5 separate regions of the Homo sapiens genome follow, and all the other regions are linked to region 1. Evidence: chromatin contacts called from ENCODE Hi-C or POLR2A ChIA-PET data. All regions are on one chromosome and are shown on one strand. The core of a region is the stretch at or near the end of the contact, and the rest is flanking DNA. Distances in the headings are between cores, read along the strand shown.

Region 1 (5,152 bases), core at 796-3,295:
CGCCAATCACCACACCTGATGGTACTCTCTGTTCTCATCTCGCCCTACATTCAGTAGCATTCAAACTGACTGCTCTTTCCTTGAAATCCTTTCCTTTCTTGGCTTCCATAAAGCAACAGGCTCTGTGTTAACCTCCCACTTCAGTGACTGCACCTGCTTAGTCTCCTCTGCTAGCTCCATGTCCTCTAAGCCATCTCTGCACTCAGAGCTCAGCCCTACCTGCTCTCTTCTTCTCCATCTACAAATTTTTTCCCGCCCCATGGTTTGAAGTACTACATGGAAAGGACTCCCAAATTCATACTTCTGGTTCTGAGGGGCCCCCTGGGTTTCAGCCTTACTTGTGTATCCAAAGCCCTTGTTATGGACCAAATGTCTGGCCTTCTCCCCCACCTCCCTGCCCAAATTCAAATGCTGAAATCCTAACCCTCAATGTGATGGTATTAGGAGTGGGGGCCTTGAGAGGTAATTCGATCTTGAAAATGGAGCCCACATTAATGGGATTAGTTTCCTTATTGGGAGAGACCAGAGAGCTAGCTTCCTCTCTCTGTTCTCTACCATGTGAGGATACGATGAGAAGACAGCTGTCTACAAACCAAGGAGAATGCCCTCACCAGACACTGGATGTGCAGGCACCTTGATCTTGGACTTCCCAGCTTCTAGAACTATGAGAAATAAAATGTTTGTTATTTAAGCCACCCAGTCCATGGGGCCTTATGTTATGACAGCCTGAACTGAATAAGATAGGCCTGCTTGCCATTTTCCCCCAGTTGTCAAATAGTCATCTCAAAATTAATGTGACAAAAATGGAAGCCTTGACTTCTGCTCTGCAAGCCTGGTCCTCCTCTCATCCCCTTCATCTCTGTAATAGCACCACCATCTATCTCATGGTTCAAGTCCAAACCTTACGAATCAACACTCATTCATCTCTTTTCCTTATACCCAAAGTCCTGTTAGCCCTACATCTAAACATGACTCAAATCAATCTGCTTCTCTCCATCTCTGTTGCTGCTCTAATCCAAGTGACCATCGATGCTGTGTTATCTCCCCAGGGTCTGGACCAGCAGCTGACACAGCATGTACTCAATAAGTAGTTGATGAAGAAATGAAGAAATTAATATGAAATTTTTTTCTATTTGAAGTTGTCAGTTTACCATTTTCATAGGAGAGTAATGGAAAGCCAGCCAAACTATTTTACAGCAGAACTCAGAGACCTCAAGGAAAATTTAGAAGTCAGTAAAGTGTGTATCTTAATACCCCCAAATGCCAGTCCTGCTTTTGTTCCCATGGGGACCCTTCTATTCCTCTGCCATCTTCATAATTTCTCAGAGTAAAAACCTACCCTGAAGAAAGGGGCTGGAATTCCTCACACAGAAATATAAATCAATGATAGCCACTTCAACGAGTGTCCTCACAGAGCATTTGGGAGCAAGACTTTACAATGAAGGAAGAAAGTTAAAGCAAGTCAGTGGATTGACAGCAGCCAGTGGGGATTTCTTCTGTTTCTTCTGACAGGCAGCTCTGGAGACTCAAGGCCATACGAGGTACTTCCTTCAGCCAAGGTTAGATGCAGGATTAGTCCATTAGTCCAATCCATACAGATGTTCATCGTAGGCCACACAGTAACAGGAGCAGTTGCGAAAACTGCGGGAGCTGACATTCTGAATGACACAGGGTTTCTCTCATTCTTCTAGCCCTGTAACCCCATCATCCCTCCTTCCTATTTAGTAATGGGGTGACAGCTTCTATTTTTACAAAATAGAAAGAATAAGTTCTGACTCAAGAACCCATGGAATAAGGAGTGAATTTCCTTCCTGCTTCTCTTCCTTTCCTATCAGTGAGTCAGGACGAAAAGCCAAGTCTCTGAAACCAAAGCCCTTAGCCACCACATTATGCTACCTCCCATACCCTGAGTCAAGGTAAATACAAGGTACTGTAGGTACCTGCACTGTGCCCGGTACCTACAAGGCATCTGTCATGCTCAGCTGCTGGGTAAACGGCGTCTGATGCAGCAGTAGCCCAGAAACAGCTGTGGCGTGTCCACATCCTCTGTCCAGGGAGGTTGCAGCTCATGGCTCATCATTAAACCTTTCTCAGAAGCCAAGAGACCCTCCTGACTGTGACTCACTGTATCAGACAGTTGCTTCACAGAACACAGTCCAGCCTCCCTCCTCCTCAGAAAGCCTGTATTGCAAAATGAGGCTTTTGAACAAAACGTCTTCACCAGCTCCCCGTCCTGCGTTACCATCGAGCAGCTGCTGCTTGCACTGCTGCAAACTAGCCTAAGTCCATTTGGCCATTCAGCAAACATCAGGCTATTTTTCTGGTAAATATCAAAAGCTGATGATCCTCTGGAGGTTCTAAGTGGGTGGAGTTAGACGTTCCCTTCACCACACTCTCACCATCAGGTGCAGAACAACAAAAGGGGCAAATTCCACCTAAAGTCACAATTCAGTCCCACAGCCTGCATGTAGCAGAAGAGGTCCCACTCTCTGCCTTAGCTGCACAATCACCCCTTACATGAAAGGCACATTCCAGGGTGAGTGAATGCTCATCTTTGTAGTCAAATTGGTGACAAAAATCCTCCATGAAGCCCGTGAAAGAAGAAGCCAAGGAATTTTCAACCTGGAAAGCAGTCGTTAAAGTCCTGGGCTGACCAGATTCTTAACCTTCATTCACATATGCCACTGAATGTTCGTGAAAGGACAGTGAGTCCTGTACTAAGCTTCCATGAATTTCAGCACTTAAAATTATTTCTGACATCCCTTCTGCTAACTTACTAATGCTCTCAGGCTTTATTTCAGTAAGTGCCAAGAAATTCGCTTTTGAGGTTTAAGTTTCTGTTTAGGATTCTGCATAGCTAATTAATAACCTCATGATTTCAAAGACTATTAATCACCTCTAAAATGATGGATTTAACTTGTACACAAAAATTATATAGTTTATACAAATTACGTTATTTGTTATTGTTGCTTTATTATATATATTAAAGTGTATAACATGGTGTTTTGATATACTTATCTTGATACACGTATGCATAGTGAAGTGATTCCTACAATCAAATGAGGTAACATGCCCATCATCTTTGTTACCTTTCTTTTTCTTTTTTGTTTGTGATAAGTACCTAAAATCTGCTATCTATCTTAAACACATTATTTTAAAGTAAATTAACCTACAGGCCGTAGAACATTGAATGTCTGCTGTTAAAATAGGAATAAACACTAATGTTTCTCACTTCTGGGTAGCCCTCATCTTCCTTCCAAAATAAAGCAATTGGCATTCTCTCTTTCTCTCCCCCTCTCTCTGGCACGCGTACACATGCACACACACAGATTTTCAACACACTTCTCTGCTTGAATTGGAAGAGACTGGGAAAATTAGACAACAGCTGTGTACTTCCAAGAAGTCTCCTATTTCTCTGGCTCAGCACAACTTGTGATTTAGTTCATTTGCTCACTGTGCAGCATTTCTCAGAAACCACAAAGAACATGAATGCAGGTGGCATGACTGGAAGGCTCAGAAAGTGCTCTGTGGTCTCTGTATGAGTTTGAGGTTTCAGATTCTACAGATGGCACATGTGAAACTGACACTTCACTGCACTGCATCTCTGGCTCTGTAATTGAGGGGCAGCTGCTTCCTGGTAATGCAATAAAACCCAAGGGCCCAAAAGAAAGGCTTAGAATACTCCTCTCCCCTGCCCTCAACTCCCAAGTGCCTTTCCACCAAACTGCTGTGTGGGAAAGTCACCTCTCCAGCCTTGTCACTCCCGTACACCTTATACTCTTCTCAACTTTCATTACACCCTGCGGGGTGACCTGGTGATTTGAGTGCCTGTATCTTTATTAGTCATAAAATTATGTCTAATATTCTAGATGGCCCCATGGCACCTTGCATAGTTTAGGTTCTTCACAAATATTTGTTTCCATTTTACCTATAGCTCATTCATTCATTCATTTATTCAATGATTTTTGGACTCAGGGTAGAATATTCAAAGGTATATTCAAGGGGGGAGGATTTCAAGGTGGATTCATTTTTTAGCATTAAGTTCTGCTTAATGGTGGTTTTGTTTCAAGTATCCAGATGCAGCATTAGAGGTTAGAGACTAAAGACAAGGATAACTTTATGGGAAGTTGGTCAAGCTCAAAGCTATCATACCTCTTTCCAAACATGTCTCTTGGATAGATAAGAAAAATACTAATGGTAATGACAGCAACAAAAACAGGACGATTAGCATTTCAGGAGTGTTTACTTTTTTCAGGCACTGCTGTAAGTGCTTTACTCGCTCCACACAGTTGCTTTATGAGGGAAACACTATTAATGTCCTCCATTTTACAGATAACATGGTGCCTGGCATCCTGCTGCTAGAGATTAGTATTTAGCAAGTTTAGACAATACCCTCTGTCAGGCCATTCCCTCCTTTTAAATGTGCACATCCCTCAGCATGATGATCCCCTGCAGTAGTCCAGGTGACAAACACGCCTTAGTGTAAAGCAGTTTACAAAATGCCTCACTTCCTGGTAATCTGCACTCTTGGAGGATTTGGAGGAGGAGCTCTGAAAAGAGGGGATGGAATGGCTGCAGAGAGAGAAGGTGGGATGGACACCTATATCATATTGGATAGACTTGATCAAAGCCACCTAGGCTGGGAATCCTGTAGCTGGGGTTTAACTGGAAAATGAATAGAGACTTGGCCAAAGCAATTTTTGTTTCTTTCTAATGCTGTGTCCATTGACTCCAGGCCAAACAAGAATCTTTTGGGAAAGGGCGTTTGAGCCATAGAACAATGGACTGACTGATGTCAATCAAGGTCAGTTTTGCCTTCCAGGGACATTTGGCACTATCTGGAGATATTTTTCATAGTCATCACTGGGTGGTCAGGTGTTACTGGCATCTAGTGGTTAGGGGTCAGATAGGCTGCTAAACATCCTACAGTGCACAGGACAGCCCCCTTATCATGAAGATTATCTGGGCCAAAATATCAATAGTACTGAAGTTGAGAAACTCTGCAACACATTAAAAAGGTGCATCTGTACCATTGGAATTTGAGTCTGGGCTTCTGAGCAGTGATGACTGCAGAGGGGCACCCTCCAGTGGCCAGTATGAATCATGAGCCTAAATCCCAAAGAGTGACTCCAGTTCTCTATCCTTTCCCTGG
Region 2 (5,152 bases), core at 1,928-4,427, 1.8 Mb after region 1:
AGCCAAGCAACCATTACCCTGACTGTCTTGGCACAGGTTCAAAGCTGATGATCACTCACCGGGACTTTGAAAGGCCACTTTCCTTTCAATCCACAGGTCCTTCCCAGTATGGTCCTTCAAGAATTATTTCTTTTTTTGTTTTTTCAACTAACCCCTGGTATTTTCCATGTCCAGTGCCACGCTTCTATCCTCATTCTGGGCAGGGGCCTCCCTCCTGTCTAGCTCTCCAGCCATTTAAGTTTCTCCATCCGGCACTGCCCCGGTTTTGCTCTGTTTCCCCATCAGCCTTCATTCTAGACCCTTCACACAGGCAGCTCCCCAGCCCACAGAGTCCAAAAGCAGGCTTTCTTCTCTACCCTTTCTCCCCACTCTCACCCAGTCCCATCCTCTGCCCTACCCACCCATCCCCGACAAGCTAGGATTTCATTATCCTCCAACTGAACCATATAAAGCCTCCATTTAGGAATTCTCATACATATTTTCATGTTAGCAACACCCACCATCTTCCCTGGAAAGTTCCCATTAGCTTTCCCTTAAGCACTCAAAATACAGTGAGACTTCACATTAACATTTTAACACAGAAACCTCTGTCCTGGCTTTTCGGTTCACTGTCATTCAGGGGGAGGGAAGCATTTTACCATACTCTGAGAATCAATTCCTGAGGTGGAAAAATGGGGACATTTTTCTAAACATGTTTGTTTCTGATCTTCCTTGCTGTCCTCCCCCAGCCTCCCATGAAGCTGATATCCCCATCGGATTGGACCTGCACTCTTGGTGAAATGTTGCTGCTGCTGCTGCTGCTGCTGCTCATGAGAGCAGAGAGATTTTTGTGATCTGTTTCTGGCACAGACCAATAGATCTGTTGTTTTCCATGGCCAAAGCTTGAACTTCTAATCTTGTCCAGCCATTTCATAAACTTGGTTATGAGACCTGTCCTACAGGGGACCAAGCAAGAGAACCATTCGAGAGCATCAGTGTGGCTAAAGATCAGCAGGCCCAAGTGGTAGAAGGTGGCCAAGAGGGTACTGACCCATCAGGCAGCATGTCCTACCTACTACCTGTGCTACAGAATCTTGTCTTCTGCTTATTCTCTGCACTCACACAAAGGAACTCAGTGAAAAAAGCAAATAATGATATGTGATCAGTTGCATTCCTGGGTTAGCCAGTATAGGAAGAACATTGCCTTTTTATAGAGATACCAATTCATAGACCATTTTTAAAGCTGAAAGAGAACACAGGGATAACCTCTCCAACTGCCTTTTTTTTTTTTTTTAACAGATGAAGAAATTGAGGTTTTAAGAGATAAATGGACCGACCAAGGATCACAAGAGCTGAACAGGAACTGATCTCCCTCTTTCTGTACTTTTTCCGTTGCACTACACTATTTACAAATATTATTTACAAAATGCATTTTTAAAATATAAGCGTATGATCAGAGACAGAAAGAGGATGTATTGGTAGAATTTTTTCCTTGAAAATTATTTGTAATGCCATAATGTTTTTACAGGCAATATGCATAGCTGAATTGTTCCTGGAGAGTGATAAAGTACTCAGGATCAAAGAAGTTATTTGGTTGCCAGGAAGAAAAAAGGAAGAAAGTAAAGTTGGATAGAGAAAACCAAGATGGGAGGTTTAAATATGTATTGGGGTGAATATCAGATCAAGGAGGGAAGAATAGGGATGAAAAAGGAAACACATAGAAGAAGGATATTAAAGATCAGGAGAGACAAAAACACTTCCAAGAAACCTAAAAAAGTAGTTTCAATGGTAAAGTGTGAGAATCCTTAATGTTAGCAATTTAAAAACCTGTGAGTCCTAGAAAAGGACAATGGGGGAATGATCTCTACTAAGCAGGTGATTTACCTATTTTCTCACTCCATCCTCACAAAACCCCATTAGAGGTTATTATTATACCTATTTTACAGGCAAGAAACTATGTCTCAGAGAAGTTAGCTTGCCTAGGTTCACAAAATGAAAATGTAGTAAAGCCAAGATTCTAATTCAAGATTGTCACCAAAATCCATCCACCAATCTAGAAGTCATGGCTTTCTTTACATCAGTAGATAGTAACACAAGTAATAGTGCAGAGATTAAATCTTTTCTTAGAGTAACGTTTAAAAAGTAACATTAGCATGTCATATTTGTGCCTCTAACATCACAGCCTGGAAATGCTATGTTCTACTAACCTTTACTTTGGGTCAGAAGAAGTTACTGCCAGGCATTACAGGAACTTGGACTTGGGTTTTGGAACAATCAAAGAGTAACTGATGTGGGAAGTCCTTTAATTCTTCCAGTGATAAAAAGATGATTGTACCAAGGGCTCATGTCCCCATTTCCAAGTGAGACAATGTGAGTCCTCACCTGGCAACTATAGTTTATTTTTTCTACCTCATTTTAATTCAGAGTAGGCTTCAGAAGTCCTAGTAAGTATTCAGTTTCATTTCCTTCATTCTTATGTATTTTTTAAAGTTTGGTCATATTTTCAGTATAACTTAGCTCCAAAAATTCTAATAGCACCTCTATTTAAGAATATATCACAAGGTATCCATATGTTGGGGAAATGATAATTGACTAAAAGTTCAAATTCTCTTGATAATTTTCTGTTCCAAGGAAATTGAGTGTGTGTGTGAGTGTGTGTGTAAATACATATATATGGAATATATAGATACTCATTTAGGAGGTACATTTTGCTTTCTCTTAAGATTACAACATAGCTGGAAATTAATTTAATTTTCTTCATCTCTTGTGTGGTTTCTTCTTTTGTTCTACATATTACTTCTTAATCTCCCTACCCGCAAAGGGGTTATAATAGCAAAGTAACTGAACTGATGCCATTTTTGAAGTCCTAACATGACAAAAGAATTTTAACAGTTATCAGAAGTTGATTTGATAGATTTTAATAGATTTAGTTGATTTCAATGGATTATGATTTCAAACGACAGCAAAAAGGGAGTGAGGAGATTGGAAAGGACGAGAACATCAAATTAACAGAATGGAGTTTCCTCAACTGAGATAACTTTTGTTAAAACTTTTTTTAACCCAAAGCTGAATTTACTTTCTATTCATTTCCACACTGAATTATAAACAACACGTTTTGAGGTGTTGTATTTAGATGTTTTTAATTTGGCCAGTCTAATACACAACCTAAAAAGTTTCCATTAGGGTGCGACAACGCCTAAAAACAAAACCAAACAAAACCTTTTCCTGTTCTGCTTAAGGTGGGTGGATCAAAGAATGTTTAGGCAGATAAGAGGGTTTCAGAGGTCGTACAGTCCCAGTTACCCAGAAGATTATAAAGAAGGATTTTTAAAATCATGGCTGTCAAGGGTTTCTTGTCCAAAAAAGCAAGAGAATTCTCCAAACAATTGTTGGTTAATGTCCAACGCAGTTTGCTACATTTCACATCTTCTCTGTCTTCAAAGGCTACAAATTTGAAACTTTACTGGGTAGGAAGGTTTTGAAACTCAAGTTCCATTTATTCTTGGCCAAGCCCAGCCGTCTGGTTCCCAAGATGGGCATGCGAGAGGGTCAAACTGTTGAAATAGTTATTTCCCCATCACCCGAGCTCCCCAGAGGATGAGTTAAAAACAACTTTTAAACAAGTATAGATCTAAAACACAACGAAAAAGGTATTTTGGGTTGTAACAGCCAAGGTCCAAGGTGTCCTGGCTCTGCAGATTGAGCCCCACCTGTCTTTGTGAGTAACTTCTTATTTCCTCCCCAGAGTGGTGGAAAGACATGTTCATTGCCATTTGGAAGCAAGACATAAAAGAAATCACAAAGGGTAAATTAGGACTGCTGCACCACACCGGAACTTAAAGGTTGATTTAATGTTTTTTTGGCTTTGGGGAGTTTTTTTGTTTGTTTTTTTTTGTTGTTGTTGTTGTTTTGTTTGTTTGCTTTTATTATGGTACTCTCTCATAAATATGAACTGAACTTGCCTTTATCAGAGTACAAATAAGAGAGACATTCTGAGATCTTCGGTTTGACTCCTGGGTGAGTCATCCTGCACCCCCACCGCTCGCCCACCAGTCCCCAGGCTGCCATTACATTTGAAAAATAGCAAGCGAAGAATTATCAGAGGGAAAATCTAAACTATAAAGAAAAAACTAGGCCAGGGACAGTGGCTCATGACAGTAATCCCGACACTTTGGGAGGTGGAGCCCAGGAGTTTGAGACCAGCTTGGGCAATATAGTGAGACCCCCATCTCTACAAAACACTTAAAAAAATTAGCCAGGCATGGTAGCACACGCCTGTGGTCCCAGCCACTCAGGAAGCTGAGGCAGCAGGATCACTTGAGCCCAGGAGGTTGAGGCTGCAGTAAGCCATGATCGTGCCACTGCACTCCAGCCTGGGTGACAGAGCGAGATCTTGTCTCAAAAAAATAAATAAATAAAATAAACAAATAAATAAATGAGCAATCTTCCTTTTTGTCCCCTACGCTGCCATACACAACACAGGATTGAAAGTGGATACCTCAATGGTTAATCAACACTCTGACCTCAGTTTACACATGCTCTGGGAAGGAAGCCCCTTTATGAGGAGTGCATTGTGGGAAAACAAGGGGAATGTTCTACATAAATCTCAGGGCAAAGTGCCTGTCCTGCAGCTGCATAACAAAACAGTTCCATACACACCATCCATCCACCCATGCCCTAAATAAGATTCCCTCTAGATAAATGTAGGGCATCTCCCACATTTTTCATCCCCTTTCTCCAGTTTTAGGGCTCATTTTCTTTTATACTCCCCACATGGTCCCCAATTCTTTTTCCCTACATCATTCTCCTTCATGTTGAAATTAAATAATGTGTATAAAACACCCAGTGCAGGGCTTGATACTCTGTGGACTCACAATAAAACTGTTTGTTCCCTTCCCTTTTCAAGTAGTGGCTCTGATGCACCCTGCTTCCAACCCTAAAGCTTCTCTCCCGTCCCCTTTCACCTTCTTGTCTCCCCCTCTCCTTATCCCCCCTACCTTACTGTGCTGATCCTCATCCTTCTCCTCCCTCCCCCGACCAAAACAGACCCAAGCACATCTGCTTTCTCCTCCCAGTTCAGTTCCAATGACATTAACTGAGCACCTGTGTCAGTGCTTGGCAATCTCTAGTGCCACCTTCACAATTTTTACCTTGTGCCTTTTCTACACATGAC
Region 3 (5,152 bases), core at 1,860-4,359, 1.8 Mb after region 1:
TCCTCTCCCTTCTCCTGAGGCGGTCCTTGCTACATCCTTCCTGGTTTCTACATCTTTCCTACTCTCTCATTAGCCCACTTCCTGGACATGCTGGACAACACCCTTCTTCCGTCCTATTTCTCAACTCAGCATAAATTCAAGGGTTATTGTATGTATCAGATTTCTAACTGAAGGATAGTGGGTAAAGGGGGATAAAAGGCAACACAGAGTGAGGAACAACTTCAAAACCCTTATTAGATACCTCTTTCATAAATATTCACAAACCATTCTCCACTATGAAGACTTTCTCAGCTATGTACCACCATCTTCTAGAAACCCAGGCTCCTTCCACAGACTTCTTTTTTCCCTCTATTGACAGCCTTCTAAAACCCTAAATTCTGTTCTACTCTTTTTTTGTCTAAACTTTATTATTTTAATATTTATATTTTAGCATAAAATTTTATATTTCAATATAAAATATTACATTAATATTAATATTAAAATAGTTTACTATTTTAATGCAATTGTCTTTAAAATCAAATTGGCAAGTTTTTTTAATGTTCTTTTTTAAAAACTTTTTCATTTCAATAGTTTTTTGGGGGAAAAGGGGTGTTTGGTTACACAAATAAGTTCTTTAGTGGTGATTTCTGAGATTTTGGTGCACCCATCACCCAAGCAGTGTACACTGTACCCTATGTGTAGTCTGTTATACCTCGCCACCCCCCCATCCCTTGGTGACAATGGCTTTATAGTACAGTTTGAAGTTCAGTAATGTGATGCCTCCAGATTTGTAATAAAATTAATATTAATAAATAGTAATATTAAAATTAATTATGCTAATTAATATTATTGTGATATTTTATATTTTAATATAAAATATTCAATTATATTAATATTAAAATATTCTAATATTTTAATGCTATGCTTTTAAAAATCAAATTACAAGTTGTATAAAATTTTAATAGAACCAGGGCCAAGATTAGGGGGAGGAAAGTGAGGAAAGGGTATATACACATGCAGGATCAGATCCTCTCTTTATTTTAAATTTTCATCCTTTGTTCATCAGGGATTTTGTTTTCATTAATTTTGATTTTTAAAAGACTACTTTATAGTGCAGTTTATCTTAACCACGAAGTTTTTTGACATCCCCCTCGACCCCTTTTTTTTTTTTTGTATCCCAGGCAAGTGCCTCACTCAATATCACCTTAGTTATGGCCCTGCCAGTTGAGGGGGCTCAGGGAAAAAGACTTATCTTTCTACATTAAACATGTCAGTTTAGAAGCTCTTCCAAACCAAAAGGTAAGTTCTTTTCCCAAGCAGAATTTTGTCTTCAAACTCCTGCCAATTTTGAGAAGAATTTTTTTCTTGTGACCCCTCCCTCATTAGGCTATGAGATCCTTCAGAATAGAAAATGATGCTGTATCCGCTTCCATAGCCCCAGCACCCAGACTTGGTAGATGAATTATAAATATTTACTGCATACAAGGATCCAGTGCAGAGCTTTGTAAATTCCATTTGTTATTTGTTGAATATATTCACAGGTTTTCTTTTTATGTTAAAATCAAACATCTTAGAAAACCAGCTGGCAAGTACCTGAAGACATCATTTAATCTAATCTTTTCATTTTGTACATTGGGAAGCTGAGGCCAACCTCCATGGTTATACTTGCAGGCAAGTTGCTTAGAGTTTATCCAAAAAAATGATATTTCTGATTGTCAGGGTACTAAATAATTTTGGTAGCATCCCAGTAAGCAGAACAGAGTAAAATTCTCCCAGGGGTTCATGAAGCCCCTGCAATAACACAATGCTACTAATTAATTAATTAATACAATGCTGTTATTTCTGCCAACAGAAATCTCAGAATATGAAAAACACACAAGAGAGGCTAAATGGGAAAATTACTGACACCCAAGCCAATGACCTGAGTCAGAACAACTTTTATCAGAATGAAGCGCAGAAATATTAATATCAAGAAGCTGAACTTTTAAATCAAAGCCAGAAAATGTATTTGCCCAAGGTAAAGGCATGAGCAGAAGGTTTACAGAGAGAAGGACAATGATGATAAGGAAAGCTTGCTTCTTTACAATGAATGCATTGTGACAAACTCGTGAGGCACCAAGCAAGCTGACAAGGGTCCCTTCTTCCTTGCACCTAGGACAGTTTGGCTAAAGGACATCTAGGGTGACACGCCTCAGACAGTCCGCATTAATTTCACATCCTGGAATAGCCCGAAGAACCTGTCCAACCTGACTGTCAGCCTTTTCAAAATCACTTTTGGAATTCTTTGTTCAATCCTGCTTGGTTTACACTGGAACGTCTCTTCTGGGACTTCTCTGGTGACTTGATCTTTGTCCACAATGACATAGCCCAGGAGACCCACCAATACCCAGATTTGCCCAGTGGGTGACACTAATATTAGATCCAATTAGAAGTGTCAATTCAAAACAGATGAAGGACACATTTACACACAAGTCAGGGCTGCCACAAATTCATTTCTTCCTCACAATATCCTCTAGCAGAAAAAAGGGCAAACTGACCTTGAAGAAACCTCCTTTTTTTTATCGGTTACCATGGCAGCATGAACCGTCTCTCCCCAGGGCACCTGCCCATGGGTTTGCACCTGCCAGCTGGTAGCAAGAGTGCACCAGCAGCCTTGGTTCCCAGTGGCTGTGCTCACATCATCAACAAAGGTACCAGCAGTGCCAATTGGCTTCACGATATGGATACCTGCCCGCTAAGCATTGGCCTGGAGCTCGGGGACTTTCACAAAGGCCAGCCAACAGCTGGCAGGCAGGAACCTCCAGGTCATTGTCATCCTGGGCTGAATTGGAACATGCACTTGGGAGACAAAGGCTCTGTCTGTAACCACAGCATCCCTTCCTCCCTGGGTGTTTTATTTTCAGCTCTGGGTCCCCTGCTATGGGAAGGCCATGTGGCTGAAGGTGTCTTTCTTGTTTTTTTTTCCCCCCCCTCCTTTAGCATTGTCCTGCCTTGTGCATGGTGCAGAAAAGCTTTCTCTGTCCCATGTCTAGTTTTATTGCAAATCAGAGAGCTCACCATAAGTCATCCTGGGCCAGTGGGTTCAGAGGTGGAGCTGGTAACCAGAGGCCATGTCAAACTTCCTCCTCTGGCTCCATACCAAGGCCTCGGAGGATTTTTTGTCACATGAGGTTACTGTAGTTTCACATCCTCTAAAGCAAAGCTCTGTCGAAACTCTCTATTCTCACATGGCTTCAGCTCAAACAACCACCCTACTCAGCTGCCTTCCTAACCCTTTCAAGCCGTGAATCAGGAGACCTGGGTTCCAGTTTCAGCTCAGTCTGCGTGCCCCAGAGCAATGACGGGGCCTCAACTTCTTTATCATGAAAATTAAGAGGCCAAAGTACCTTTCACTCAGGTTCCTTTCAACTCTCTCTCCCCTATCTTAAAAAAAAAAAAAAAACAACAGCTTATTTTTCCTGTTGCTTTTAGAAGAAACTCTTAACCTGAGACTCTCTAAAAATGAATAGAGATTATTGTGGTTTAAAAAATAAATGGCTACACACAGCAACCTGACTGTATCTCAAAAATATTATGGTAAATGAAAGAAGCTTCACATACAAAAGAGCTCATACTGTATGGTATTATTAACATGGAATTCAAAAATAGGCAAAACTAATCTACAGTTTTAAAAATTAGAATAGTGGTTGCCTCTGGCTGTGAGGTAGGAGCAGGGATTACCTGGGAAGGGGCAAGAAAGAATTTTCTGAGATGAAGGTTATATTTTATATCCGGTTAGGACTGGGTCACACAAGTAAGCCTTCATCAAAACTCACAGACTGCTACTCTTGAGAGGATCAATAGAGGTAATAAAGCAATTATAGCAAAATATTAATTGCAGGATCCAAGTTGTGAGTAAATGGGTATACCCTGTTTAATTCCTTCAACTTTCCTGTAATTTGGGAATCTTCATACTAAAATGTTAGAAAAAAACACGTTCTAATACATTTCAAAATTCCTGTCTCACTCATTCTCTCCTTTCTTCCATCCCCTCCCTCTTTCTTGACATGTGACCTTCTTTTCCCATTAAATGAGTCAATGGAAATGGGAATATTTATTGATTTGAGCAGTTAAGTCACCAGTGCTCTGTGATGACTAACTACTTTATCATTCATTGCCCATGGCTTTCAAGGGAAGAGGACAAGCTCTGTGCATCTTTCTCAAAGAAAGCGTTCCTACCTGTAAAAGTCTGTTAGAAAGGACTGCAGATTTAATAAGCATCTTTCAAGAGCTCTGTCCCCATTCCAACTCACCCCAACCCTCCAGCCCCAACACATTTGTTAAAAATTCACATTCAGAGATGCAGGACCCTCAACCTTGGACTTCCCAGACTCCAGAACTGTAGGACATAAACCTCTTGTCTTTACTTTAAAAAATAATAATAACATTCAGTCCCTTTTTTGAAGGTTTTTATCAGGATATCTCAAACTTAACACTGAAAGGAGGTAGCAAAATTTCTGTTTCCTCCATGTCTTTGTACTTGTAGAAATGGAGGCACAAAGGTAAGACACAGGTGTGACCAGGCCCTTCGAGTGGTTCAGCTGACTGAATATACACCTAGAGACCCTAAAACAAGCCACAGGGGTGAGAAATCAGAGAATTAGGAATGCGCAATTTAAAAGCACTGCGGTTTCCAATGTGAATTGACTGGAACTGAGGTTAAAGAAGAATTTCAGCATTTTTTGGTCACCAGTTTCTCAATGGACCATTTCCTGTCCTCTCACTGTCAAGTTTAGAGAATAAAACAAACCTCAAGGATGTATCTCTGCTCCACACCCTGTCTCAAGGCAAAGTTAGTGGTCACCAACAGCAAGATAGCACACACTGCATCTACAAATGTATGTGACATATCTTCACATTTTGTGTGTGTGTGTGTGTGTGTGTGACCACAACTTCAAAGAAACGAACAAAAGAAGCAACCAATAATCATAATGAAGAGGTTAAATTTTACCAGAGCCAATTGGGCAGAGAAAAAAAATCCAAAAACACAATGAAAACAAAGAATATTAGACCTGTTAAAAAATAATAATAAAAACCTTAGAGTTCATTTTAGTCAAACTTTTCATTTTGCAGAAAAAGAAACTGGATCTCAAATTTCCAATTTAATGAAAGTTATGTCTGAGAATATAAATCT
Region 4 (5,152 bases), core at 1,594-4,093, 1.4 Mb before region 1:
ATAGGAATGAACAAAATTAAAATCTAATAAGAACATACAAGTTATATCACTATTCTCCTTGCTATACGGTTATAAAATATGATGAGATTATGAACTTTAAAACAATCTTCCCAAAGATATTGAGAAAATAAATATGGATTAAAACGTGATTCTATATTTCTCCAGGCAAGATGACTTCATATACAACTAGGCATATAAGTAAAATTTAAATATTTTGTATAGTCCTAGGGTGGAAAGTCTAAGAAAAAGACCCCAGTTTCCAGAGGCTACTGGCCAATTCAGGACCAATAAATATATTTAAACTGGAGACAAATATAAAATCATGTAATTATGTATGATCATTGATAGCATTGCTGTAAGATCCAGTTACTTACCATCTGAGATCTTTTATGCATTTGGAATGTTTATTTTTCAACCTTGGATATACGGTTTGATACCTCTACCTTAAAAAGAAGCTGTGTCTCTTGCTGCCATTAAAAGACAGGGTAGGGGGAAAAGTCAAGTAACAATACTTGTTAGCTTCTCTTTCCTTTAACTTATCCCTGGGCAGGGGTGGGGGAACCTTTAAGCAGAGAAAACAAACTTTCCCTCCAGCACATCATTGTATAAGGACTATACCATTTCTCTGAATAAAGAAGAAATAAATTCAGCTTTGGAACTCTGCCATTGAGTGGCGGCTCCTGCAAAGGGGACAGTTTGCTATTAATTGTTAATGTCGTCTGCCATTAGAGGGCACTAAACAACTCTACATTAATGAGTTGGAGGGAAGAGAGAAAAGGAGACTGGAAAAGAAAGAGAGGGAGAAAAGGGAGGGAGAGTACGGGTAGAGTCTGGGTAGAGGGAGGGAAGGAGAGAAGAGGGGAAGGAGTAGGGGAAAGAGAGCAGAGGGAATGAGTTGGAGGACTGGAGGGAAAGGGAGAAGGGGAGAGAGACAGCGAGACAGAAACAGACAGAATGATTCTGGAAAGATTAAGAAGGATGTGGAGCCCCCACAGCCGTCTGAAGTGAGCAAAATCCAGTCTCCCCCGGGCCGCCCGAGCCCCTCCCCTCCCGTCCTCATGACGGTAATTATAAAGCGAAAAGCGGCGGCGAGGTCACCCGCTTTTACCAGCCTGCTGCACCGAATGCGCGCGGTGCAGGTGCGGCGGCCGCGGGGCTTTGTGATTCATGCCCACTTTCAAAGGGGGGCTTGGGCCCGTCTGAGAGGCACCCAAACAACTGTCTTCTAATATTAGCACGGCTGTATTTCGGGATCTATTATAGTCTGTCCAGACAGATCCCATTGTAATGGGATCTTTTATTAAAAGATTAGCACTATCTCCTGCAGTTGGTGGAAAAAAATCTGTTATCACTGAGTTATTTGCAGTTGTGGAGGGGGGAAGGTTGACGGAAGATGGGGGGTGGGAGGGCTAGAGGAGGACTGGGGGAGGGTCTGGCGGGGGGAGGGCAGTTGCAGGGGGGGAAGAAGGGCAGATTTGAAATTCGTAGAACAAATCCCAGTGACCTGCGAATGTCCAAGAATTTTGTCTGCATACTTCGCTATCTGTTGTCCTTCGGGCTTCAGATGCGAAAAGAACAAATTTAAAAGGCAGCTTTGGAATAAACAATATAGCATTTTCCGTGAAGTAATCGTTTTATATAAAAGGAAATATCGCCTCCTCAGTTTCATTCAGCGGTGCCAAAAATGTTATAAATGAGAGACCCGCCAACTTTCAGCGAAGAATGCCAGGCACTGTACTTAATAAACTGAGGCTACAGAAGTTCATTATGGATGTTGCAATCTTTTTTATTCCGCGAAAAGAGAGAAGACGAGACAGAAAGAGAGAGAGATTGGAGCCGAGGAGACTGAGAGACAGACAGAGGCACACAGGACAGAAACTGGGGAGTCTCCAGGCGGGAGAGGAAGGGGGGGCCAGACCGCCTACGTCGGCGCCCCCGCTCCGGGCTCCGACTCCAGACGCCGCGAAGTGAAAGGGGAGAAAAGAAAGGGAGAGGGCGAGGCTGTGCCGCGGGGAGACCGGGCCTGAGGTGTTAAACATTTTTGTTTGCTTCCGACTAGTCCAGACGAAGGGCCGCGTCTCGGTAGCGCTCTGCCAGGGTGGAAGGTGCCGGGGCCGGGGTTCCTAGCAACACCTCTGGGCTGGGGGTGGCTGCAAAGTCAGGCACTCACAGACCCAGACACAAAACCTCGCGGGTCCCGCGCCCAGGCTGCGGGTGCCCGGAACCGCCGCGAGGCCGGCGCGCTCCGACCCGACCCGGGGCGGGATATTTGGGCAGCCCGGGGCTCTTCGGCCGTTTGCAAAAGTCTCTTTGGAGCGGAGGAGAGGCAGCACGGAGACAAACTCCCGGGTTCCCCCCGCCACCGCCTCCAGCGCCCCCACCGCGCCCTCCCTCTCACACTCGCGCGCGCGCGCACACACACTCACACACACACTCACACACACACCCGCCACCCCGGGCGCGCCGGCGCTGCCGGCGAGCGGCGGCGAGCAGGACTTGAAGTGGGTGTTCTTCCCCACTCCCCACCCCCGACGCGTAGCCCCCAACCCCCGCCCCGGTCGCCTTCCCCCTCCCTCTCGCTCCTACGCAAATAAGAACTCGACGATTCCCTTCCAGCCGTTTTGATTTCGGGCACCTCCGAAAGATAATTGGGAAGGGTTTCCAGAAGGTGGGAAATGTCACCTGATTCACACTGAACTTTTGAAAGCTCCCCACCCCCAAGGAGCCGCGCACACCCTCGCTCGCGGCCGCCCTCCCACAGCCCCACACACTGGGAGACCGCCCACCGCAAACCGCGGAGACCCCCGTCTAGATTTAAAGCGCGGCTGCGCCCGGCTTCTGACGTCCATTGAATCGCGCGGGCGGCCGGCGGCGAGCGCGGGGCTGCGCCGGGATCGCTGCGCCCTCCGCCGCTGGCCTCTGCGACGCGCGCCGCTCGCCCGAGCCACCCGCCGCCGCGCCGGCTCCCCGCGCCGCTGCGCTCCTCGCCCCGCGCCTGCCCCCAGGATGGTCCGCGCGAGGCACCAGCCGGGTGGGCTTTGCCTCCTGCTGCTGCTGCTCTGCCAGTTCATGGAGGACCGCAGTGCCCAGGGTAAGCGAGTGGGGATGCGCTGGGGAGGCTTGGCTGAGGACAGGGGGGTCGACTTTTCTGTGGTCTCCACTTGGTCTGTTCTGAGCAACGCTGCTCTCGGAAGATGTTGAACCAACTTGGGGACTCCGGGATGGAGAGGAGTGGGAAAATTGTAGGCAATGACACTTTAGGACTGGGAACTGAGTTTGGAGCTCGGTTATCTTGAAAAAGGAAAGGGAGCGAGCTGGGGTCTTAGTAGTTAGGGTTAAATGCTCCAAGTTCTGGCCATGATAACTTTAGATGTGATCTCCTCTGTTTGGCTCTGAAGAAGGGAACAAGTATCAGTAGTAGCCTGGAGATTTCAGTCGACCCATTTGCAGTCTCATCTCTCTCCCTCCCACATCTTTTGGATACTTAAAAAAAAAAAAGGAAAGAAAGAAAAGAAAACCTGGGGGTTTGGGGGAGAGATACTGAATTTTATTTGGTGGCTGGGGGACGTGGTTTCAGAAACTTTGCCCAAACTTGGAAATGTGGGTGCTGAAGATTTTCAAGGGAAGTAGCTTTCTGCCTAGTGGATGCTTCTTCCAACCCCATCCCCCATTCTCGCAAAAAAAAAAAAAAAAAAAAAAAAGCCAAATTATTACCCCAAAGTGCTTTGAGCACTTTACAGTTTTTTTCCCCTCTGCCTCATTCTTCTTTCTGACCCTTAGCTTTCTGTAAAACAGTGAGCAGCCCATAACTGACTTAAATTCTGAAATGGGTTAAGAGCAAATTTCTGAAGCTTGCCTTTTAAAAATAGATTTGTTTATTTCAATTAGTCTTTGGGCAGAATGTTTAAAATAATAATAGCAGCTTGCGATCCAATGATTGTTAAAGTCATATTGGTGATTCATGAGAAGTCTTCTCGACCCAAATCCGAACATTAAAAAGGGGGAAGAGGGAGAAATCACTTGCAAATATTTCTTGCTAGGTATGAGATAGGTACTTATAACCGTGAAATGGTAGGAAGACTCCCCCCTCCCCCCACCTTAAGGCATTACTTTCCCTGCTTCAGCGTTAACATTTTAAGTATGTTGTAAACTGCCCTCCTGGGCACTGCCCCTCGCCGTCTGCATGGCACTGCGCTGGGTTGCCCGCCTTTAGAGGAGAGGCTCTGCCTGGTGCCCGGACGTGGGCGCGGAGGAAAGCAGCCCTCGGAGATTTCGAAAGATCGCGGTGGCCGCGGGCGTGCTCCGGTCTGGCGGATTGCAAAACGGGCCCGTCGGGCTGGCTGCGCCTGGAGGCCGCGCGGGGTAGCTCCGGGCTGGGCCGGGTTGCTTTTTTGCTTTCATTTTTCAGAAGTGCCTTTTGCTTGATCTGTTTCTCTCTCTCTCTCTTTCTTTTCTTTCTTCCTCTCTCTCTTTCTTTCTTCCTTTTTTTCTTTCTTTCTCTTTCTTTTCTTTCTTTCTCTTCTTTCTTTTCTTTCTTTCTTTCTCTTTCCTTCTCCCTCTCTCTCCCCTCCATCTCTCCTCTCTCCTCTCTCTCGTTCTCTTACTTTCTTAACCCCTGTCACAAATAATTCCTGTACCCGCCTACATGAAACCAGCATGTAAAAACATCCGTCGCATCCTGTTTTTGTCAGGTTCTTTAATCTGCTCTTCGAGTCTCTGCAGGTTATGAAATGGGACGAATAAAAGTAAACAGTCTAGTAAAAGTCAATGCAAGCTGCACGTGTTGTGTCTGGGTCACTGGTAACTGACATTGATATGGCTGGGGCGCCCTGTCTTCTCCCTCTCTCCCTCCCTCCCTCTCGCCCACCTCCCATCTCTGTGATCAGGGCTTCCCCCTCCACTGCCTTCTTTTTCCACCCCTCCACCCCTTTCGATTTATTTCCTACTTTTCTCCCGCGTCTCTCTCACTTCCCCTCCTCCACGCTCACCCCCTCCCCATCCCCGCCGGGTCTCCTTCGCTAGCCACCTCGCTCTCCCTGCCCTGCCACCGCTCACTGCTCACTCACCCACCTCCCCACCCTTGTCTCTTCACAGCTGGGAACTGCTGGCTCCGTCAAGCGAAGAACGGCCGCTGCCAGGTCCTGTACAAGAC
Region 5 (5,152 bases), core at 1,882-4,381, 1.2 Mb after region 1:
GCCTTTATTGTGTCAGGCTACTGAGATTTCAAGTCGTTTGCTAGAGCAGTTAGCCAGCTCTGATAGGTGCCATTGTACTTCTCATTTAATAGAAGAGGAAGCTGAGCTCTAGAGAAATTCCTGAGTTTGTGAGTAGCATGGAACTGAATCTAGGGTTTAAGGTTTGTGGGACACTAGAATTAGAAAATCCCTTCAACCAGTTCCATATTTTAAATTCCTATATTATGGTTTGCTTTCAAGTTTCAAGTATCATATGACAGTGAACCTCCAGAGATACTCTTGAGGATATTTCAAGAAATTGGTTCCATATGAAAAACAATGCTGGTATAAAAGCAATGGAACTTCTTATTCTTATTCCAATAGCTGAATATTTACTTGGAAATCAGAATACCTCAGTACATTCTAATTGGTCCTCTTCATTTTTAACTGGGCACACTGGGGTTAGAAATCTAACACAAGGGAATTATATTTTAAAATTAAATTATATTTTAAAAATAATGCATGGATAGCCCGTTTCCCAGTTCTTAGTCCCATTTGCTTCATTGCAAATGAAGTGATGAAATGAAGTCATTGGCTTCATCACGAAGTGCCAAAACTTTTCAAGTTACTGGAGCGTAAGTTGCATGAGAGCAGGGCCTTTGTTTGCCAGTCTGAATTCCTAGATCCTAGAATGGTGCCAGGCACATTATAGATGCTGAGTAAACACTTATTAACGGAACGAATGACTTACTATGCTCCACTGATTTTTTTTTTTTTTTGAGATGGAGTTTCGCTCTGTCGCCCAGGCTGGAGTGCAATGGCGCAATTTCGGCTCACTGCAACTGCCACCTCCCAGGTTCAAGGGATTCTCCTACCTCAGCCTCCCAAGTAGCTGAGATTACAGGTGCCCGCCACCACGCCTGCCTAATTTTTGTAGTTTTTAGTAGAGACAGGTTTCACCATGTTGGCCAGGCTGGTCTCGAGCTCCTGACCTTAGCAGCCCACCTCAGCCTCCCAAAATGCTGGGATTACAAGAGTGAACCACTGCACCCGGCCGAATTTCTTCGTAAAAATTTGGCTTTGCTTTTTAAAATCATACACAGAAGAAAGGCAGAACATGACCTCTCCTTTATAGACAATGAACTTGTCTGATATGATCATTGTTACCAACTCATTAGCTGAAACTTGTCAGGATTTTTGATGAGTGCTCCAAACAATCTTGTCCTTTGTACTACTGTACTATCTCACATCCAATTACTAACCAGGCCTAACCCTGCTTAACTTCTGAGGTCAGGTGCGTTCAGGGTGGTTCTGGCCATAGACCACTGCACTGTCAAACGTGAGGTAGATGGCAATGAGTATATGCAGAAGTATGATTTAGAGATGTGGGAATTCAGTGCGAAAATGTGGTTGTGAATTAAACAATGGTAATGCAGTGTTAATTATTGTCTCCTAAATACAGTTTCAGACTTTAAGAGTTATTCTCTTTAAACAACCGCAAGAAACCCCCCCACAAAACCCAACTCTTGCATAGTTTGGTGAAGGGGTGGGGTGGGAGGAGTGCTATCATTTTTCATACACCTACTTGGTGCCAAGAGCTTTGTATATTCTATCTCATAGAATCTTTACATGATCCTAAGGGGTTAGTAGTTTTAAGCCTATTTTACAGGCAAGGAAACTGAAATACAGATTAAGTAATTTGCCTAAGGCCATTGACTGAGTCCATGGTAGAGCTAGGGTTCAATACTTGTTTCTCTGACTCTGGAGAAAAAAATGTTCTTTCCACACATCATGGTGGTAGAATTTCATTTTGGGAATGAGCTCAGATGCTAAAAAATTCCTTTCTTTGTAATTGTAGCTGGATTCAAGGTTGTCTTACTTTCTAAAATGATGGTTCTTACTAGTGTAAGGATTGGTACCCTATATTTTTGTTTCATTTGGCATTGCCTCAAGGGTCCTCCTGAAAGTGCAGTTGGCAAACATTTATTTTTATAAGATATATACACATACATAATACATATTCTCCCACCCAGTTCACCGTCACCACAAAACTTGAGAACATCTTGAAAATAACTGGTGATCCTCTGAATGGCTCCAAATCAAGACCCAAATTACTTCATTACTTTTCTAAATACTTGTGCAATATAAATGGGCTGTGAACACTCAGTCAAGTAAAGGGAAATTTCCTGCCGCTTTTTTTTCTTTTTCTTTTTTTCATTTGGGCTGATGAGAAATAAGAATAAATCCTCTTAGAGTTAATAATGTGAAAACCAAAGCTTTCAAAAGCAGCTCAAAGGCAGCGGTTGGTATTGCACACTTTATTTAGGAACATTTTCCTACAACTGCTTCCTTCTCCTTTCTTCTTCTTCTTTCTTCAACTTCTGTTGGGCCCGCAGAAATTGTAGTTGTCTTATGTTAAAATTCTGGTGACCAGTTAAGGGGCAAACATCAGGCTTAGCAATTGGTATCTGTACTAAGCAGTGACAGAAATCACGATTAAGCTGTGATGCACATAAAGGCAGATGCTGTGGCATATTCAGCATGGTATGCTCCCTGCACTGAGCACACAGTAAGTGTTCAAGAAATGCTTACTGGAAGAATTAATTAGTGAATTGCAGCTTATCAAAGATCACTTGGACTCATAGGGAATATAAAATCAGAGTCTGTTGGATAAGACAGCCATCTGTGTCCAAGTTATGGAGACCTTTCCAACCAGTTACTTCCTGGAGTTTCACTGAGGGATAAACTGAGCCTTCGAAGCATCTAGGAGCTGACAATCTAGCAGTCACTATCAGGCATGTTGCAACAAACACCCAGATGGCCCTGGTGACGGGAGAATTCTACTCTTCTGAAAATCAAAAAGTATTGATTGGCTCAAAGAGTGAGGAGGAACACATATTCAGTTAAAAATATAAGCTCTCCAGAATGTTTTGAGGGGAAATGTTAAGTTTTGGTTGACTTGGGATCTGATTTTAGATTGCTGATAAGACAAAATGTATGTTCTAACTGTTGGGTGCATAGTAGGGTTGCTTTGGAACAGTGTCTTGTGTTGATGAGTAATTCTGCGCCTTGAACCTGTGCCACCACAATTTCAGTTAAAGGCTTACAAGTCCTATCAGCTTCTCAGAACATTTTTTTTTTTTCAAAACCACTTTTGTGTTTTCTGAACCAGAAATCTGCTTTAGTGCTTAGCAGGTTTCATGTTTCAGAACTGTACTTTTAGAGTGTCTCTAGACAACACTGAAAGGCACACAGAGAGAAATGTTGATGTGGCTGGGTGCTTGGTTTGTTCCCCGTCTTGGTTGGCGGTTCGGGGTGGGGTGGTGGAGGGGGAGGGTTAAGAATTATAGCAGGTGTCTGCTGGCTGAGAGGTCAGTAAACAATTCCAGATGCTTTGAAGGATCTAGAATTTCCAGCAGCTTGGCTCTGGTTGACATTTAAAAATTAACATACTTAATCCTCTAATCATATATGATCACCCCCAACAAAAGTGATAGAGGGTCTCCCTTAGATAAAAAATTGGAATTAATATGTACTTTAAAAGTAGATCTAGTTTTAAAAACTAGATGGTGTTACAAGTACAGTAATGAAAGCCATTTTCTTTCATTTTTATTTGAAAAACAATCTTATACATCAGAAAGCTTAGTAAATTAATTCATTGTCTTTGTTTTGGAATTTCCTAAACTGAGTAGATAGACGGTGAGCATCACGATAGCCAAAGACTGTAACTGAAGGCCAAGAATACTCTGAGGTTGGATTTTAGGGCACTAGGAAGGGCTGCTAATAACGACACTCTTTAAAAACTCTCACTTTCTCCCTGTAATAATTATAAGAATAATATGTCTGACATTTTTAAAAAAAGACTTTAGAATGGGAGTTTTCATAATTTAAATCAGACAAGAAAAACAATAAAACGAACTTAGGCCATAGAAGTCTAGGAGCCAATTCTAACAAGAACAAACTTATAAAACAAAGCCTTCAGAATAGAAGCCTAAGTTGATAGATTTAATTTTCAACAAAAAAAGAACATCTACATTCTTCTGCACTAAACTGTGAACTCCATCATAGCAGGGATGAAGCCCACATGAGACATGGCAGGTACTGAACAAATATTTGTTGAATAATTAAAATAAAACAATCTTCCTGTTCCAAGGAGATCACCTTGGGAGGCTATACAATTATTCTACTCATTGCTCAAAATACTTTTGGGAGGTTTTTTTTTGGAAATTGCCACTAGAGCAAGAGCTCTATCCATGGATAGAAATAAGGATGTGTGAGTTTCATCAGAGAAATAATTACATCTTTATTTTCACTAACTTCTTTTTTTTTTTTTTTTGAGACGGAGTCTCATTCTGTCACCCAGGCTGGAGTGCAGTGGCACCATCTCGGCTTACTGCAACCTCCACCTCCTGGGTTCAAGAGATTCTCCTGCCTCAGCCTCTCTAGTAGCTGGGACTACAGGTGCGAGCCACCACGCCCGTTGAATTTTTGTATTTTTAGTAGAGATGGGCGTCACCATATTGGCCAGGCTGGTCTTGAACTCCTAGACCTCATGATCCGCCTGCCTTGGCCTCCCAAAGTGCTAGGATTACAGGCGTGAGCCACTGCGCCCGGCCTATTTTCACTAACTTCTAATTGAAATTTAACATCTTTTTCAATTATGAATATAGGCAACAACCCACAGTAGTATAAACAGTACCTGTGACTTTGCCACCTCTATAAATTATAGGTACAGTGCTATTACATTAGTGATTGCAGATCACTACATGTCTCACTACTTCAACAATTGTAGCAGTTTGTGCTCCTACCATCAAATCTTATTTAACGCATTAATAAACAACCTTATATGTTATTATCATAAATTTGGTCTTTAAAATGTTTTCTAGCCTTGGCAACATGGTGAAACTCTGCCTCTACAGAAAAAAAAAAAATTAGTTGGGTATGGTGGTATGCGCCTGTAGTCCCAGCTACTTGGGAGGCTGAGGTGGGAGAGTCACTTGAGCCTGGGAGGCAGAGGTTGCAGTGAACTGAGATTGCACCACTGCACTCTGGCCTCACAGAGTGAGACCCCGTCTCAATAAATAAATAAATAGGCTGGGCGTGGTGCCTCACACCTGTAATCCCAGCCCTTTAGGAGGCCAAGGTGGATGAATCATTTGAGGTCAGGAGTTCG

Evidence for each region. A loop is a pair of places that touch in the nucleus more often than their neighbours do. ChIA-PET counts read pairs that join two places held with the same protein, here RNA polymerase II (POLR2A). Pooled maps may share reads with other maps.
Region 2: a loop to region 1 is called in a pooled map, with 13 times the contacts of the local background. The contact joins two enhancer-like sites. A Hi-C loop is called at or near these places in 5 of 37 single-sample maps with no recorded cell type and 4 of 50 pooled maps.
Region 3: a loop to region 1 is called in a map with no recorded cell type, with 14 times the contacts of the local background. The contact joins two enhancer-like sites. A Hi-C loop is called at or near these places in 3 of 37 single-sample maps with no recorded cell type and 3 of 50 pooled maps.
Region 4: a loop to region 1 is called in a map with no recorded cell type, with 4 times the contacts of the local background. The contact joins the promoter of FST here to the enhancer-like site in region 1. A Hi-C loop is called at or near these places in 1 of 37 single-sample maps with no recorded cell type and 1 of 50 pooled maps. POLR2A ChIA-PET finds 5 or more read pairs at or near these places in 1 of 52 experiments (WTC11).
Region 5: a map with no recorded cell type shows a loop between it and region 1 (8-fold over the local background). The contact joins two enhancer-like sites. A Hi-C loop is called at or near these places in 2 of 37 single-sample maps with no recorded cell type and 2 of 50 pooled maps.

The regions. Positions count from the first base shown.
Region 1 is chr5:54,899,451-54,904,602 of GRCh38, forward strand. No RefSeq gene overlaps it. Among named protein-coding and RNA genes, the nearest start is that of ESM1, 84 kb to the right of the region's middle. RefSeq lists a silencer at 222-379. Within about 2 kb of position 2,046, at least 2 of the 41 ENCODE cell types and tissues checked have a DNase peak (open chromatin) inside an H3K27ac peak, as active enhancers do.
Region 2 is chr5:56,689,359-56,694,510 of GRCh38, forward strand. No RefSeq gene overlaps it. Among named protein-coding and RNA genes, the nearest start is that of C5orf67, 86 kb to the left of the region's middle. Within about 2 kb of position 3,178, at least 3 of the 41 ENCODE cell types and tissues checked have a DNase peak (open chromatin) inside an H3K27ac peak, as active enhancers do.
Region 3 is chr5:56,667,047-56,672,198 of GRCh38, forward strand. No RefSeq gene overlaps it. Among named protein-coding and RNA genes, the nearest start is that of C5orf67, 63 kb to the left of the region's middle. RefSeq lists a silencer at 3,156-3,450 and an enhancer at 3,400-3,449. Within about 2 kb of position 3,110, at least 15 of the 41 ENCODE cell types and tissues checked have a DNase peak (open chromatin) inside an H3K27ac peak, as active enhancers do.
Region 4 is chr5:53,477,786-53,482,937 of GRCh38, forward strand. FST (follistatin) reads left to right here and starts at 2,844. Exons shown (of 6, transcript NM_013409.3): 1 at 2,844-3,091; 2 at 5,095-5,152. The coding sequence starts at 3,007. RefSeq lists an enhancer at 4,077-4,146.
Region 5 is chr5:56,145,545-56,150,696 of GRCh38, forward strand. All of the region lies in intron 6 of ANKRD55 (ankyrin repeat domain 55), which reads right to left. It also overlaps the pseudogene RNA5SP184. Among named protein-coding and RNA genes, the nearest start is that of ANKRD55, 85 kb to the right of the region's middle. RefSeq lists a cis regulatory region at 2,926-3,426. Within about 2 kb of position 3,132, at least 4 of the 41 ENCODE cell types and tissues checked have a DNase peak (open chromatin) inside an H3K27ac peak, as active enhancers do.